Regions from separate parts of the Mus musculus genome. Here region 2 is linked to region 1. The links are chromatin contacts, found by POLR2A ChIA-PET in ENCODE. All regions are on one chromosome and are shown on one strand. The core of a region is the stretch at or near the end of the contact, and the rest is flanking DNA. Distances in the headings are between cores, read along the strand shown. Region 1 holds the start of Pold4 (polymerase (DNA-directed), delta 4). Region 2 holds the start of Ssh3 (slingshot protein phosphatase 3).

Region 1 (5,748 bases), core at 1,345-3,844:
GAATCAGTGCTGACCAAAGACACTTCGTATACAAGACAGAATTGAGCCACTAACTTAGACCACCAGTTTGGTCTCCACTCTGAGAACTCTGCATCAAGCAAAGTGTTCTAGGCAGGAAGGAAAATGATGAGGTTAGAGAAGAAAGTAGGAAAACACCCAAAGATAGGAGACCAAGTCAGTGCCCTAACCACCTTAGAGACACGTCGGATACTGAGCAGCCAGGATGATCCATCTTATTGCTCACCTGGAGAGGACAGCATGCTTCCTAGGGAGAGCTCCACCCCCACACACCTCCCCCACCAGAAGGCTAGTGCTAGGGTCCCTGCACTGAAGCAGAGCACTCCAGATCCCTTAGGGGCTGAGGGAACCTAAAGCCCCTGGGAGGTATCTTTCCAGTCAGTGTTGGAGAAGCTACCTGGACCTGAGCCAGGCAGATCTGGGGTGGGGGCTGAAGGGAGGGCAGGTAGGGATGGCTCAGCCAAGATCCACAGAGCAGGTCAGGGTGTCAGGAGCTGCCAAAGGAGACAAGCGACTAGGCGCAGGCAGTGGAGGGAGCTGCTGTGGCCGCCCAGCGGCACACCCCATTTCACGCTCCCTGGGCGGTGGCAGGCCCCACGGCTATCAGCTTTCAGGGGTGGGAGGGACCAGGAATGAGGAGGGGTCTGCCCCACCCAGGCTTCCCTGCTCCCTCAGGGCTTTGTGGACTCAGGAAGTGGGTGCCACATACCTTTGGGAACAGCCCCAGAATATCTGAGGCCTTCTTAGGGAGGAGTGGTGGTCAGTCCCACGGAGCCTAGGAGCTACCCACTATAGAGCCTCACTAGACCTAATGCCTGTGCCTTTCCCTGCCTAGTAGAGAATTCTCCCTGTCCCCCTTCCCAACTCTGTAGGGTCTCTTCTCCCAGATGTCCAGGAGACAGATGGAGGGATCAGACCTGAGCCACCCCAAACAATGGGTCCCAGAAAGGCCTTCCAGGTCTTTGCAGTGTGCCTGCAGCTCCTTCTTCTTCAAGAAGCTAATGGGGGAAGGCTAGCAAGAGGAGGTCCCTGGAGACACAACCTTCTGCCCACCACTGGTGGGTTTCTCTTTGGAGGGGTCCTCTTCTCTGCCTCCACACACACGGGAGGCCAGCCGAGTGCTTCCTAAGCCAGATCACAGAGCTTCCAAAAAGGAGGGCAAAGGCCTCCAACCAGCCATCCTTGCACCCCTGGAAGGAAGAACCGGATGGGCTCTCCAGAGGGTGATTAGTGCTGGGTCAGTCCAAGTGCTGGTTCCCAGACTCCCACGGGCCAGCATTTTCACCCGCTGCCAGGAAGTTGGTGAGGGGGAGGTGGTAGTAGGGGTGAGTCAGTGATGACAGGAGCCCCAAAACAAAGGTCATGGGTAGAGAATTGAGAGACGCTGTTTACAGCAATTACCTCCTGAGGTCTTCTCCCAATGCCTACCATTCTCCTCCAGCTCTAAGGCATTCGTGCTCCTGCTCTCCTGTCCAGGACTAACGACTGTGTATGTCCCTCTCTCTACCGCGCAAGCCTGGGAGCTTCTGCCGCACACGGGAAGCTAGTTAGTTACACAGTAGCTGTTACTAAGAGCACTTCTGCAGCACACGGGAAGCTAGTTAGTTACACAGTAGCTGTTACTAAGAGCACTTCTGCAGCACACGGGAAGCTAGTTAGTTACACAGTAGCTGTTACTAAGAGCACTTCTGCAGCACACGGGAAGCTAGTTAGTTACACAGTAGCTGTTACTAAGAGCACTGATCACAATTTGCCTACACTTCCCACTTGCAAAAAAACTCTTTTGATATCTATTTTGAGTTAGCATGTGGGAGATGCTTAGAACTCGGCACATGGAAAGTCCAATATGAGGGTTGGGTTTATTGAAATTATTTTCTGCTCATGATACACATTCAGAAAAAAACAAAAACAAAAAAACAGAGCAGATCTGTCAGTTAAGAACTGGGGATATGAACCCATGGAGAATGGAGACTATACTTCTGGCGTCCTGCTTGGAATGGAATCTTCCTGACTAGCAAAGTGGACAGAGGCAGGCTGTGGGACTTGACAGCGGCCACAGCAACCGCATGCCTGGGCTGGGTGGACAGTGGCTCTGCCAGCAGACTGTGAGAAAGGAGCCTTCTGAGCTCATGAGTTTCTCCAGCAAGGTCTCCTGGGGCCAGTAAGAGCAGCAGGGAAGGACCTGGACTAGTCCAAACTCTCTTTGGACCTACAGATCTGATCCCACAGCGCTCTAGGGCCAACCGGCAGGAGAAAAAGGTTCTCAGGGGACTTAAAAACTGGCCATGGGGATTAGTGAGGCTGAAAAGAACATTTGCCTAGGAAGGAAAAACGGGAAGTGAGAGGCCGAGGATAACTCTCTATATGTCCCAAGGGACCCAAGTGGACCAATGAGAAACCCGAGGAGGTGGTGAAGTCTGGGGCATCTTGACAGGTTCTTGGTTCCGCCTAACCCCTCCTCACTCGAAACGCAGCAGCAGCTACCCCGCCCCCCGTCTTCTGCCGATTGCCATTGGCTAGAATTAAGGTCCCGCCCCGCAAAGGCCGTTTGCCATTTGCTTAGGTCTCTGATGTTTGCGTGCTTGTGGGGGCGGAAGACAGGCGTCATTCCCTGGAACCTAGGGACTTCCTCTCTCTGCTTGTCTGGGTCAACTTGTCTGTCCATTGCTGGCCCATCTCTCTCTGGCCCCCTCTCTCACTCTCAGCAGCTGTCTCTCACAGGCCCGCTGCCCTGCCTTTTCTTTGCCTCCTGCTCCGCCTGCCTGGGTGGCCGCCATGGGTCGGAAGCGGTTCATCACTGACTCCTATCCTGTTGTGAAGAAGAGGGAGGGGCCCCCTGGGCACAGCAAGGGAGAGCTGGCACCCGAGCTAGGTCTCTAAAATGTGGGGGTGGCAGGAAGAGTGGACATGAAGTGACCAGAAAGGACTCTGTGTGTGTGTGTGTGTGTGTGTGTGTGTGTGTGTGTGTGTGTGTGTGTTGGCTAAAAAGGGAAGCTAGCATGTCTCGCACTTCCGATGAGCTGTCTGTCTGCTGGATGGCAAAGGCAAATGGGTGGGGAGATTGCCAGGATATAGAGTCACAGCTCTAAGTCCAGGGTAGGGCAAAGGCCTGGATGTGCCTGAGGAGCCACCACATGTTATTGCAGGGGAAGACACCCAGTCCCTCAGCCAGGAGGAAACAGAGCTGGAGCTGCTGAGGCAGTTTGACCTGGCCTGGCAGTATGGGCCTTGTACAGGTGAGCACCCCATTTCCAGTCCCTCCCATCAGGCACATCTCTGAATCAGTTCTGTTATCAATGTGTCTCAAAAGTAATCCTGCCTAGCTCTTGGACACTGTCTCCTGAAACTGACTATGGAGGCTCAAGAAACTGCCGTCCATGTCCACTATCCTGGATTCTCCTGCCTATCCTGTCTTCTTTTCCTGATGGCAGGTATCACAAGGCTGCAGCGCTGGAGTCGGGCAGAGCAGATGGGCTTGAAGCCCCCCCTAGAGGTGTACCAAGTGTTGAAGGCACACCCTGAAGACCCTCACTTCCAATGCAGGTCAGGATAGGCTGGGACAGCTTTCAGGGGAACCAGGGACTTCTCCAGGAGCTGCCACCCTCTTGGTCTACGTAGGGGCTACCTTGACTTGGAGAAGTGGGAACAGACTTAGACGGTCCTTCCTGTCAAGCAAGAAGAGTCTGGCTCGAGATAGATCTCGATAATGATCCTTACCTCTATGAGCTGATGGTGGGGGACGGGTATATCTAGGGCCCATGGAGCTATCCATGAGTCCTGAGGTGTTCACCAGAGCCACAGGATTGTAGGCAGTAAGTAAGTAAGAACTAGAGACAGTCCATCAAGGAACAGAACTGATGTGGCTATGACTTCCTTCTCCCACCCTGTCTTCCACAGCCTGTGGCATCTCTACCCACTCTGAGGTACCCCCACGTTGTCCTTCTCTGGGCACCTCCTAGCCACCAAGAACTTCAGGACAGACATCATGGCCTGCTCTGCTCATTCCAACCTTGGAGAAACAGCAGGCTGACTGTGGAGGTCTTCCTGGTTCAGCTTCTTCTCCATCTAAACAGCAGGCTGCTGAAGCTCCTGGGACCTGTGAAGCTGAGCACCTCCACGCCCTAATCATGACCACCAGATGCCCACCCGCCACACCCCTGACCTACGGTGTGGCAAATCCAGCACAGGCTGGCATAAACCAGATGTCGGCAGATAACCTAAAGGGCCCACCTTGGGCATCTAGCTGAGGGCACAGATGAGTGAGTTATTGGATCAAGGAGCTCACTAATGCTTACAATAAAGTACATTAAGCCTGAGATTCTGACCTTACATCTCTTAATATGCTCTAATCTAGCCGGCAGTTCCCAAACTGTAAGTGGGCTGGAGAGCCAGCTACAGGCTTTTTTTTTTTTTTTTTTTTTTTTTTTTTCTTTACTTAGGCTGGCTACAAACTCAGAAATTTGCCTGCCTCTGCTTCCTGAATGCTGAGATTAAAGGGTCCCAATATGGGGCGGGGGACAGTGCTGTGACTGGGATGTAAAGTGATTAATTAATTAACTAATTAATTAATGGGGAAAAGGTTTCACTATGTAGTTCTGTTTGTCCTAGAACTCATTATATAGACCAGGCTGGCTTCTAACTCACAGAAATCTACTTGCCTCTGTCTCCCAAGTGCTGGGGTTAAAGGCTTGTGTTTCTATACCACAAGGCTTCCATATCTATTTTTCTAAGGCAGTCTTTTCAAAAGCTGAGTGGCCTCTGGTATTCCCTGGTAGAAACTCACTCTAAGTTTCCTTCCCTGACCAGCCAGCAGAAAATCTGCCTAATATGCCCAACTTATGAACAGCTACTAAGTTCCTGCTACTATAGATCCCATGGGGTGTCAATATCACTGAAAATATAGGCAAAACAATCATGGAAACTAGTTATGTCATGTGGTGGTCAGCATTAAGTAAAATTAGGGTGAGAGGCTTTTAGGGGGTTAGAAAATGTCAACAAGATATTTTGTAGAGTAGGATAGGAAAGGCTCCATCGTTTTAAAAGCCTTTGAAAAGAGAGACACAAAGAAGGAAGGCAGAGAGGGCTCACACCTGAGTAAGTGTTACAGACAGAAAGAATGACAAGAAAGGCTCAATGGCAGGAACATTTTCAGACTGTTCACACAAGCATGTGAAGGTCGGAACTCAGGAGACAAGGAGACAAGAAGACAGAAGGGAATGAGGCCAAACAGGCAGCAGGCCAGTCCCATTGGGCATTGTAGACCATGATAAGAAATCTGGATTTTACAGTGAGTGAAAAGAGATATGGATGGCTTTAAGGAATGACAACATTGAACTTATGTTTTGAAAATACAAGTGCAGCTGTGGGTGGAAAGTCTATGGAGTTGGGAAAGCAGACAGGTGGTGAAACGGCTCTGCTCAGCAAGGCTAACAAAACCTGTCGGAGAACAGGTGACAGGGATGTGGTTCGAAGCAGGGAGGGGAAATGGAGCTGCTGAGAAGTAGCCAGATTTTATTTTGAGGAGACAACTGACTGGGATTTAAGAGGTAGGAGCCAAGGATAACTCCAAAGATTTGGGCTTGAGTGACCGGAAGATCAGATATCCCATAGTAGTAGAAAAAGGAGGAGGGAGGAGGAGGAAGAGGAAGGAGGAGGGAGGAGGAGGAGGAGTGGGAAGAGGAAAGTAGGAAGGGAACAAAGAGCTTTGGATGTTTTGGCTTTTGGGGAGGG
Region 2 (5,748 bases), core at 1,740-4,239, 37 kb after region 1:
GGATGCTGAGGCCCAGAGTTAGGTGACTTGCCCAAGATCATAACGTATAAGAAAGTAGGTCCCAGCACCGCCCCACTGTTCAATGCCTGCCTCCCCATTCTTCTCTCTCCCCTCCTGTTGCTGCCTCTTACCCATCGCCGTCCAGGTACACCTGGGTATCACTCCAGAGGGGCAAGACCAGGCCCAGGGTGCAGCTGTGGGAACTGGCAGGGGACAGGAGAGCCATTGTTCCTCAGCACCTCACAGCCTTGGCCCAACCCTTCTCTCCCTGCTCCTACCTGCTGTCAGGGAAGTCCACCCCAAGCAGGATGGCCTCCTCACTCAGTTCTTCTCCCGTGGATACTACCAGCAGGTAGCGAAGTCTGGGGGGTCGGGCTGCCTCCAGCTGGGCTGCCTAGAAAGATGGAAGAGGCCCTGAATTATAGGAGCTCCAGGATCTGTTTCTTCACTCCACATGGACACAGCTCACATCTTGACAGCCCCTGTACCACCAATTCCTAGACAGAAGATCAGTGGCTACTGGAGAATATAGTGGTACTCCTTTTTTGCAGTTTGTGACTCAACAAACTGTCTTTTGAAGTCTGACCCCCAAAACTGTGCTACTTCTGGCAGTTTCCGCAAGAGAGTATCTGAGTGAGAAGGCGGCCATCCTTCTTGCGGCCTTCAAGAGACAACTGAACTAAGGGTCTTCTGGAAGAACGGTCAGAACTCTTAACCCCTGAGCCACCTCTCTAGCCCTGCTACTAGCAAATATTTTATTTGAGAAATGCCTCCTACCACAGATATTAATCTTTGTTTTTGTGGTGCTAGGAATTAGATGTAGGGCCTCACACATGCTAGAAAGATTTCATCTTATAATGGCTTAGAACAACATTCCTGGGGCTGGAAAGATGACTCAATGGTTAAAAGCATTGGCTAATCTTCCAGAGGACCCAGACTCAGTTCCCAGCACCCACATGACAGCTCACACCAGTCTGTAATTCCAGTTCCAAAGCTTCTGATACCTTCACACAGACATACATGCATGCAAAACACCAAAACATGTAAGAAAAAAGACAAACAACAAAACCCTAGGGCTTCTGTTCTAAACAGCTTTTCCAAAGCTCGAATCTTCTTCATTCTTTGCTGCCAACAAGAAGTGTCTGCCTCCACACACTTTCTGGAGCTGGCCCTTAGGTTCCAGGGGATCCCAGACTTCTTGGGTGCTCTGGTCGCCTGACTGGCACTTAGCTGCCAAGGCGTACTACACAACCCTGGGAGTATGAGTCCATCTCTGGGCAACTCACTAGTATCAACAGAGGCCTCCTGTGGATTAACAGAGACCTCCCTCATATAACCCCAGCTCTTGGCTCACAGGGGACAAACCTCCCTTGTCCATTCCCAGCCCTCCAGAGACAGATATGCCCTTGCCTTGCTGTCTCTAGATGAAGTGGCAGAGTTGTTGTGGCCCCAGATCTCATAGCACTGATCTTAGATAGACATGAGCTCCGGGTGGTTCCTTACCAGGCGGATATCATCCTGCGGCCTCAGCAGCTCCACCATGAGGTGCAGGTGCCGCTTTTGCACTTGTTTCCAGGGACTCTGGAGTCCTTGCCCTTTGTCAGTCTGGTCCTCGGTGGGCTGTTCCTCACCTGAGGGTTCCTCCATTGGCTCAGAGTCAGCCTCAGATGCAACATTACTGTCCCCTCCATCCTGAAGTCCCAGGACAGCCCCTCGGAGCACCGCAAAACTCTGCCTGGCAGAGCGATGGGGACATGGTTCAGGTCATAGGTTTTCAAACTTTAGGGAGGCTGAGTCCCCTGGCTGGCGGAAGTGGGCTGCTGGCCCGCTCTCCAGAGTCAGATGGGCCGGAGTGAGGCACAGTTTGCACTTTTGTAACCAGGACCCTGATAGCGGTAGGCACCTAGAGCCAGCCTTGGGCTCTCAGGCTCCTCCTCACCTTGTTTTGCACCTTTGGAATGTGTTCCTTTTCGGGGTGGACTCAGATGCTATAAACTTGTTTAAGCACTTATACTCCTTCAGGTCCCATCCTGCCCTTGGTCCTGGGATTACTGGGCGAGCCAAGGTCCAGGTAATGTGTGAAAGCATCTACTGGCCAGGGCTAAGTTAACCATGCTGGTTCTTCCACAAGCCAGAGATGTGATGTTTGCCAGCTCCACCCACAGCATCTGCCTCCCACCTAAGCATGAGTTTATCTGACAATACTTAAGTGAGTCCTTGGTCCAAGCAAGACATCAGGAGTCCACAATGGCAGCAGCTAGGCCACAGGCTATAAGGAAGCATTTGTCAGACAGAACTCACCTGCGCTGGAGCCGGCCTCTGCGTCTTACCACTCGGTCCTGCTGAGAAAGCAGCCCGGGAATAGAGTAAGAGAGCAGCTTCCAGGACAGGAAGCACCCAAAAGCCTCTCCTCTTCCTACAAGGGAGCGCTAGGTGGAAAAGAAATCTCTTTCCTCTGAAGCCGCTCCCCTCCAACAGGCCCCAGAGAAACCCGGCCTAAGTCCAGGTACAGCAGTGCTGCAAGGATAGGGGGTTGCAGAGTGTGGGAGGTATTTGGGCAGATCTGGGCTTCAACAGACCCGGGCGGTTCTCAGGATTCCGCATCTACCTACGTCGAGCTCCTGGGAGCCTCAGGGCCTCCCAAGTGCCTTAAAACGTGAGACTCAAGGTCCCCCTCCGCCTACTCCCAGCCGTCTGCTAGGGGCAGGACTTGCTCCCTAAGGCCTACCTTGGCAGCCAACTGTAAGAGCGTAAAACCAAGCTAAACTCACCGTGGGTCCCACAGGCGTGGAGTGGCCACTTGCCGGCGGCGAGCGACTCACTGTGACCAGCGCCATAAGGTAGGCAGGCCCGGAACACCTGGGCGAACACCCGGCACGACCCCTCCCTCAGCCTTACGGTCAGTCCCTGCCTTCGCACAACCAGGAAGAAGAGATTGGAGCCACCAGGGCCTGGCACCTCCTCGGGAGCGGCCCTTAAAGGGCCCGACTCATGACCAGTCTGGTCGCGTAGAGCTGGTACCGAGCGACAGCGGCCCCGCCCCTGCGGTCTCGGTTCAGCTTGCCCCGCCCCGACCGCGCTAGAGGCGTGGTCAAGGGCGTGGCGCAGGTGAGCCCAGACCTCACTTTCCCTGCTTTGGTCGCTTTGCCCACAGAAGGCTTTCAACCCTTCTTGCTGCACCCAGTAAGACTTGGACCCCCACTGTTTGGTTTATGCTATGGTTTCTTGGAAAGGAAGGAGCAAGGGCAACAGTTTTGTTTTTGAGACAGGGTCTCACTATGTAGCTGACAGACCTGAAACTCATTATATAGAGCAAGTCGCCTAAAACCCAGAGATCCACCTGCCTCTGCCTCCCAAGCACTAGAATTAGAGGCATGCGCCACCATACCTGGGAGGCAATGGGTCTTAAATCTACCACCCCATTCCAAACTTGCTCTCTTTTCTGCTTGGCTGTCATTCCTCTACTCTTGAGAAGATCTGGGAGAACAGAAGGCCTTTTTGGAATTTTTGCAATAGTCCCCAATACCTGTACGCATTTCAGGTCCACCCTAGGGGTGACTAGGACAGGGCTGAGCCCCTTCCCCAGAGAGTGACTTGCTTAAAGGTTCATTCTGGTAGAAAATACTTGAAACAGGGGGAACCTGTGCCTGAGTTTTGGGGATGAGGTGGGAGCTTCCCCCAGTAGGTAGAATAGGAAGACCCAGCCCAGCGGGAGTATGGACCATCAGGCTGGGTGGCAGGCAGAACCTGGGGTTGGGGTAGCATCCAGGGAAATTTCAGAATCTCCAGGAACTCCTGCCCCGTGAGAAGTGGTCTTATTTTCTAGCTGTAGAAATGGAGGCTCCAAAGCTGCTCAGTGCCAGCTCCAGCGAGGACTACCCATCAGTAACCCCATCCAGTGTCCCCTTGGTTCCAGACCACGCAGGACAGCAAGCCTACTGCTGATGGTCTCTTTATTTCCACCTCAGTCTCACTGCTAGCCTATCTTCAGTGCCCAGGTCCCAAGCTCAGCAGCAGACAGTTTATAAATAAATAAATTACAAAACCAGGCAGAAGGCATGGCCCTGGGGAGCCGTCCCAAGGCCAGGCAACTCAGTGCTCTGTGAGTGACAGCTGCAGGATCCGCTGTAAGTCGTCTTCTTCCTGCTGACCCCGTCGCTCCAACTCCTCCTGTTCCCTTGAAGACAACTCCAGGGCCAGGCGAAGCTGCTCCTCAAAGCTTGGGGGTGCAGGGGATGGAGGTGTCTTCTGAGGAGATTCTGGACCCCTGGACTCTGTGGACAGCTGTAGGCTTTCCTGCAGGGCCCTTCAGGGTAAGGGTTGAGGGGAGAGCAGACCAGTGAGAAGGCTTGGGGAGGAGCCAAGCCCATGCAATTTTGAGAACAAGGTGTCAGGGACAGAGACAAGCAGGCCCTCTTTTGGCTCTTCATGCTCCCCACGGTAAGCAGCATTTTGCCATGTGAAGGCATGGAGCCCTTGGATCAGAACTCCCTGGCTTCCCACCCATCACCAGCAGCCAGGGACCCACACACAGTTCCTGAGGGACTCACTGCTCCAACTGAAGCTGCTCTTCAAACACTGTGACTCGGGGAGGAGGGTGAATGCCAGGCCGTGTGTTGGTCAGGGCTTCCCACACCGTCACCTGCAGCAGCCAGAGCCCAGAACTGTCACCTTGGGCCTGTGGCTGTAGAGGCCATGACCCACCTTCCACTTGCATCCCACCTGCTCTGCCTCTGTGCCTGCCTCAAGCAGGCTCTGCTGGATGGCAAACTGCAGCAGGTCGTCATCCTCATCCCGAAGGGGCTCGCTGCGCTCAGCACCCAGCACACTGTATCCCTCGGGCACCTCGAATACAGTGGGGTCCACCTCACATGGAAAAGGGCTTCCTGGGCAGGGCAGCGGAAGGGTCATGTTCAGCCCTAAGGCTGATCAGAGAGCTACCAGCTGTGAATGTCTCCTGTAGCTATAGTCATACCTGAAGCAGAAATGGCAGAACTGGAGTTGGGGACGCACACCGAGCTCACAGGCTCATCACAGCCGCAAAGGTTACTGAAGGTGATGCGGGCATTGAGCACATGGAAGAGGGGAATCTCTGAGGGGAGAGAGCCAGGCTTGAGCTGCCTGCACCCCTCAGTAACCCCAAACCTGAGGAGGGCATCATGCCCAAGTCCTGGTTACCCCCTTGCCTGCCCTCTCACCAATCTTGACAGGGAAGCCTGGTGGGAGACGCAGAGTGATGAAATCCCGTAGCTTGGCAAAATGAGCGTTGCTGATGGCCATCAGGTCAATGATGGGTGTCACCTGGTCACCCAAGGACAGTGGGTGCTCCTCACTTAGCCACAGTGTTGCCTTGAACCTATCCAGCCGACCATAGCAAGTGGGTCAGGGACACACACACACACACACACACACACACACACACACACACCCACACACACCCCGGTGCTTCACCCTTTCTAGTCGCCTGCCTGTGATACCCTTCTCCCTGGTCTGCTCCTATTAACTGTTACCCTCAGGGACTCACTGGCTGGAAAGCCTGGGCAGCCCCTGTCCTGTCCTGGTGCTGATGATGGCTTCATGCCACTCTTTTGAGCTGCACAAGGAAGGCCACAGCCAGCCTGTGGGCTTCTCTTGGGGCCTTGCCTCTGTCCAAAACTAGTTCAGCACTGTGCTGGACACACACACATACAAAAATGTGCTGTTCTTGAGTGTGGAGCATAGCCCAGGGGTTGGGAGCTCTGGGGTGTG

Evidence for each region. ChIA-PET counts read pairs that join two places held with the same protein, here RNA polymerase II (POLR2A).
Region 2: POLR2A ChIA-PET joins it to region 1 with 14 read pairs in embryonic stem cell. The contact joins the promoter of Ssh3 here to the promoter of Pold4 in region 1. POLR2A ChIA-PET finds 5 or more read pairs at or near these places in 3 of 5 experiments (Patski and embryonic stem cell).

Annotation. Positions count from the first base shown.
Region 1 is chr19:4,229,299-4,235,046 of GRCm38, forward strand. Pold4 (polymerase (DNA-directed), delta 4) reads left to right here and starts at 2,595. Exons shown (of 4, transcript NM_027196.4): 1 at 2,595-2,890; 2 at 3,165-3,254; 3 at 3,450-3,561; 4 at 3,916-4,336. The coding sequence starts at 2,794. The coding sequence ends at 3,940. Gm45928 (predicted gene, 45928) reads left to right here. Exons shown (of 4, transcript NR_132309.2): 2 at 3,165-3,254; 3 at 3,450-3,561; 4 at 3,916-4,334. All of the region lies in intron 2 of LOC102631992 (a long non-coding RNA gene), which reads right to left.
Region 2 is chr19:4,266,244-4,271,991 of GRCm38, forward strand. Ssh3 (slingshot protein phosphatase 3) reads right to left here and starts at 2,990. Exons shown (of 14, transcript NM_198113.3): 1 at 2,772-2,990; 2 at 2,302-2,342; 3 at 1,504-1,735; 4 at 279-394; 5 at 132-203. The coding sequence starts at 2,837. Ankrd13d (ankyrin repeat domain 13 family, member D) reads right to left here. Exons shown (of 15, transcript NM_026720.2): 11 at 5,199-5,356; 12 at 4,976-5,092; 13 at 4,723-4,886; 14 at 4,551-4,642; 15 at 3,937-4,306. The coding sequence ends at 4,093.